Linked DNA regions of Homo sapiens: region 2 is linked to region 1. The links are chromatin contacts, found by Hi-C or POLR2A ChIA-PET in ENCODE. All regions are on one chromosome and are shown on one strand. Each heading gives the region's core, a stretch centred on a gene start or an enhancer-like site at or near the end of the contact. The rest is flanking DNA. Distances are from core to core; before and after follow the strand shown.

What was found. A loop is a pair of places that touch in the nucleus more often than their neighbours do. ChIA-PET counts read pairs that join two places held with the same protein, here RNA polymerase II (POLR2A). Pooled maps may share reads with other maps.
Region 2: a map of uterus shows a loop between it and region 1 (2.1-fold over the local background). The contact joins two enhancer-like sites. A Hi-C loop is called at or near these places in 17 of 168 maps with a recorded cell type or tissue (B cell, GM11168, GM12878 and 13 more), 10 of 37 single-sample maps with no recorded cell type and 13 of 50 pooled maps. POLR2A ChIA-PET finds 5 or more read pairs at or near these places in 2 of 52 experiments (AG04449 and activated B cell).

What each region holds. Positions count from the first base shown.
Region 1 is chr22:43,991,891-43,994,590 of GRCh38, forward strand. All of the region lies in intron 14 of SAMM50 (SAMM50 sorting and assembly machinery component), which reads left to right. Among named protein-coding and RNA genes, the nearest start is that of PARVB, 31 kb to the right of the region's middle. Within about 2 kb of position 1,426, at least 2 of the 41 ENCODE cell types and tissues checked have a DNase peak (open chromatin) inside an H3K27ac peak, as active enhancers do.
Region 2 is chr22:44,058,141-44,060,840 of GRCh38, forward strand. The region is part of intron 1 of PARVB (parvin beta); the gene reads left to right. Among named protein-coding and RNA genes, the nearest start is that of PARVB, 35 kb to the left of the region's middle. Within about 2 kb of position 1,296, at least 4 of the 41 ENCODE cell types and tissues checked have a DNase peak (open chromatin) inside an H3K27ac peak, as active enhancers do.

The sequences.
Region 1 (2,700 bases), core at 176-2,675:
TCTGCACCTCAGCACCTCCCAAAGGCCTGCCTCCAGGTATCAACACCATCCTGTCAGGGTTAGGGCTTCAGCATGTGAATCTTGTGGGGACATGAATGTTCAGTCCACAACAGTGTTCATACTGTCTCTTATTTTTGTATATGCATTCACAGCACCCCAGCCTGTTTTTTCTCTTCATTTTTGTGTCTACCTTTATGTTGCCACCAAATGGTGGTGCTGTTGGAGGCTTAACCCGGTTTCAAATAGGTTGTAGTTTGTGCCAGTTGAAGGAAATGCTGTATCATTTTTACTCTCTCCGTCTTCCGCATCAGCATGTAGGGGATGGTGCTTTGTAAAGGGGAGCCGCATTCGCAAGTGTTTCTGAGCATCGCCTCTCAGGTGCAGTCTGCGTCTGTCATTCAGGTCCTTTACGGTTATTGCTTCAGCGGAATCTGCTCCTTACACTCTTGCCAGAAGGCCCTTCAGCATCTGCTCCGCGTCTGGGGACACGGCAGGGGCTGCCAGGCTGCTGCGGCTCCCTACTGATGACAGGGCCTTCAGAGATGGCGGCGGCTGCTCCCACAACCGCCAGCTCCCATTCCCCTCCACGCCTCTCCTGTTCTCCACACAAAGCCCAAGCTGGAAAGGGTGTAGTCACGCAGGCTGCATGCATGTGTGCCTGGGGGCCCAGCTACCCGGGCTTGGGGCCCAGCTTGGCCACTCTGTGTGACTGTGTGGCCCGGGGTGAGTCACAAAACCTCTCTGGGTGTCCATTTTCATGCCCAGAGGATGGACGATCATGATGGTGACTGTTGCAGTTTGGAGAACTCAGTGAGTTACTGCATGCAGAGCCCTTGGCGCACCGCCTGGCCTGGGGTTGGGAAGTGGTTATTTTTCCTGGGCTGCTCTGCTGCTGATACACCCGGCGTGGCCAGCCCCTCACACAAGGGAACAGGTTCCTGTGGGAGGTGTTGCCCCTCCCCCTCCACATCATCTCAGCTAACAGTTTGTGACAAGCCATAGATGGGATGATGCATCCTGATTTTGGAGATAATAAAGTGAAAAAGTGGGCACCTTTTTCCAGAGCGAGACTGCATCAGATAACTCCACGCCGTTACTGTCTTCAGCAGACCAGGCTGGTTTTGCAAGTTTCTTTCTATGAAGCCCTTATTCCCTCTGCAGTTGGGAGTGTTGGGCTCCCTGGCCTAACAGCCAGGTTCTCATTTGAATCCTTGCAGGTAGCCCCAGAGGCGCTGTGACGCTGCTGCACCAACACCTAGCTTAAGTGGGTGGTTTTGAGTGGTTGACTGCAGGCCCGGGGCTGGAGGGGCGTTGGAGCGAGGGAAGCTTTAGATACCGCTCTCTGACACAGTCCCTGCTGCTCTGGGACCCGCCACTGTGCACGTCTCGGGCAGGGAGGGTCTGGGCAGCCCACGCTGCCATCACCACCATTGCAGTGCTCTTTGTAGCCACTGGGTGTCAGTGTGCCCTGAGAAGTCAACGCGGCTTTTAGGAGCTCTGTTGAATTGACCCTTTCTGAAATAATTTTCATATGAAGTGGTTACATTTACCTTTCAGCTTTACTTCCGTCTCTTCAGGTTAAATCTAAAAAACACGTTTCAGAGATTAATTTCAAAATATGGTTTATTCCGGGAGGAAGCAGCATCCTAAGCACGTGACATTTAAAGACCAGGCTATAAGGAAGTGCCTCTGCCCCCAGGCCAGGTGGCAGCTGTTCAGATGTTTATTATGGACAGTGAGCTCTGAACGGGGTCAGCCTGGCACCCCGAGTGTGGAAGACATTTTCGCTCAGTGTGAGGCCTTGTTTGAGGTTGGTCATCAATATTGGAATTTCGTGAAGTTGGAGTGAGGTTGCCAGATTTAATCTTCATTTCTAAAATTTGGTAGCTGGCAGGATGGGGTATCGTGTGTGTAGAAATTATCCACAGGTTTCCCCCATAACTGAGGCAGGCACACTGTAAATAGGACTTCAGACATTCACAAAGAAGGAAACAGTTTTGAGATGTTTGCTTACTGTTATGTCGCAAGTGATTTGTGGCACCACTGTCTCTGGGATCTAACAGCATTCTGTCAGTTTGTGTCTTAGGAGTCCGGTCTCTGGAGACACAGGGCTGAATCAGGCAGGCTCGCTTGGGAGAGCAGCTCACAGTTAGCAGCAGGAAGACAAGAAAGTGGATCATCTTGGTTGTTGGGGAGGGTGCTGAGAGGGCCCCCTGGAGCAGGTCCCTGAGCTGAATCTTCCTAGAGGACAGACAGCCAGGTGCTTGCAGAAGACACGCAGGGACAGTGGTCCTGGCTAACAAAGGCAGGAGCAAAGCTGTGCAGGTGTGCGCTGTCGGCGGGCACCGGGCAGAACCGCGTCCTACAGGAACAGAAGGGGGAGTGGGGAGGTCCAGGCCCTGAGCTCCCACGCCTTTGCCTTCCAGCCCCGCTGACCTTTTTCCCCTTGGGTATATGCCAGGGTCTTTGAGCTCAGGACTTCATCTGCCTTGTTCACCGCTGAGGTCCCCATGACTACAACTGCACCTGGTGTTGGAAGTGAGAGCCAGGTGGAGAGGCTCCTGGCGTGTGGTGGGAGGTGGGGTGCAAGGCGCCAAGGGTGCTGTTGGCATGACCTTCCTAAAGCACCCCATGCTGGGTGCTTCCTGGCCTCCAGCCTCAGAGTCCAAGTTCGTCAGAAGCCTTTGAACATCAGACTCC
Region 2 (2,700 bases), core at 46-2,545, 66 kb after region 1:
CCCACACTGGCTGGCTTACAGAGCAGAAGTTTATTCTCTCCCAGCTCTGAAGACCAGAAGTCCAAGATCAAGGTGTCAGCAGGGCCTTGCTCCATCTAAAGTCTCCAGGGAGGGATCCTTCCTGACTCTCTTGGCTTCTGGGGACGGTGGGCAGTCCTGGCATATCTTGATTTGTGGCCATGTCACTCCAGTCAGCCTCCATTGTCACAGGTGTCCCCCTTCATGCCCCTCTGTGTCTTCCTATGGTCTTCTCTCTGCATGTCAGCATCCAAATTTCTCTCTCCCATGTGGACACCAGCTGGGCCCACCGCAGTCCAGTATGACCTCATCCGAACTTGATTACATCTGCAAAGACCCTGTTTCCAAATAAGGCACATTCTCCAGTTGTCCAATTCCAGGTGGACGTGGATTTTTTTTTTTTTTTTTTTTTTTGAGATGGAGTCTCACTCTGTAGCCCAGGCTGGAGTGCAATGGCACGATCTTGGCTCCCTGCAACCTCCTCCTCCCGAGTTCAAGCGACTCTCCTGCCTCAGCCTCCTGAGTAGCTGGGATTACAGGCACCTGCCACCACACCTGGCTAATTTTTGTATTTTTAGTAAAAATGGGGTTTCACTCTGTTGCGCAGGGTGGTCTTGAACCCCTGAGCTCAGGCAATCCACCTGCCTCAGCCTCCCAAAGTGCTGGGATTACAGGCATGAGCCTCTGCGCCCATCGGACGTGGATTTTGGATGAGACACCATTCAACCCACAGTACCTGGTGCTCAGTTAGTGACTAAAACCCACTAGTTATGGTCACTCAGTCACCCTTCTTGTTATTACTTTCATAGATGAGGGTGTGATGGGGGGGGGAAACAGAAGCAGAGTTGATTGTATCTTCTTAGTTCTGCACACCCTGTGGCTTTTTTTTTTTTTTTTTTTTTTCTGAGAGGGAGTCTTGCTGTGTTGCCCAGGCTGGAGTGCAGTGGCACGATCTCAGGTCACTACAACCTCTGCTTCTCACATTTAAGCGATTCTTCTGCCTCAGCCTCCTGAATAGCGGGCATTACAGACATCCGCCACCACACCCAGCTAATTTTTGTATGTTTAGTAGAGACGGGGTTTCACAATGTTGGCCAGGCTGGTCACGAACTCCTGGCATCAAGTGATCCACCCACCTCAGCCTCCCAAAGTGCTGGGATTACAGACATGAGCCTCTGTGCCCAGCCCCGTGGCTAGTTATTAGACTGTTCTAGGTCTTGATGGGAAAGGGGAGGAGGACTTGTTCTTCTCTTTGGATTAATAAAACACCGTGAGGCTTGTGTTTGCACAGTGCCCACAGCTTGCACACTGACAAGCCCTTTTAGGTTGACTTCTGCTGAGTCATTTCATCCTGTTCCATTTGTCAGCCATAAGGTAAGGAGCAGTTTTTCTGATGTACTCCTTTTGCATAAATGCTACTCTCCATCAGCCTCGAGAAGTAGAAGGCACCGGTATGGTATCCCAAGCTCATTCACAGGGGAGAAGAGATGCCTGTTGCCACAAAATGTGAATGTTGGGTGTACATTCAGGTGTCACGTACGTGGTGTTGATTGTCTCAGCTTAATAAAGAAAGATGCCGTACACATTTTCCTTTAAAAAGTCTCACTTGGCTTGTTTGACAGGCACAGAAGATGTGTTATTAAACACTTGCAAAGCCTGCTGTCATTTGGTTTTAAACAGCACTCGTCGTCTTTGGCGGGGCGTGTTTGCTCAGCATCATGGAAGGGGGATGTGAGGTACCCAGGTGGCAGTTTCTCTACCACGATGCTTTCTCTGCTTGCTATCGGGAGAAATGTTCTTTCCTATGTTGTGGGAAGGCGGAAAGGGCACTCTGAAATGTAAGGTGGCCTTTTGTATTAGAATTTCATGGCTGAGACCAGGCGTGGGGGCTCATGTCTGTCATCCTAGCACTTTGGAAGGCCAAGGCAGGTGGATCACCTGAGGTCAGGAGTTTGAGACCAGCCTGGCCAACATGGTAAAATGCCATCTCTACTAAAAATACAAAAAATTAGCTGGGTGTGGTGGCAGCCACCTGTAATCCCAGCTACTTGGGAGGCTGAGGCAGGAGAATCACTTGAACCCAGGAGGTGGAGGTTGCAGTGAGCTGAGATTCTGCCACTGCACTCCAGCCTGGGCAACAGAGAGAGACTCTTTCTAAAAAAAAGAAAAGAAAAGAATTTCATGGTTGATTGTCACAGGACCATCTTTAGTCCCAAGATCTGAGGCAAGGGAATCGTTTTCAATAGGAAACTTTTAAATGTTTGAGCAGCAGAAAGGGAGATTGAGCCAGAAGAACTTGCTGGTGGAAAGATGGTGGAAGCTGGGAGCTTTGAGGTTCTAAAAATCCTGGTGTGTCAGGTCAGGTAGTGGGGCAACCGGAGCTTAGGGTGAGTTATACCTGATGGGACTTAACTGGGTAAATGTCATCTAGTAACCCAACTACATTCGGCATTAATATCTGGACAAAAGGTGGAATACACCCGGGTTCTTTGGGCACAGGCGAAGGAGAGGTCTCATAGTTTGATGTTGCTCAAGAAGGGAAAACAAGCAGGATGGGAAGAGGTCTAATCAGCCGGCTGGAGTGGGGTGCTGGGTTTAGTTCATTCCTTCTTAAACTCAGCCAGTTCTCATTATTCATGGTGGTTTTGATCTATAAAGTTGCCACAAACCCCAAGTTAGCCA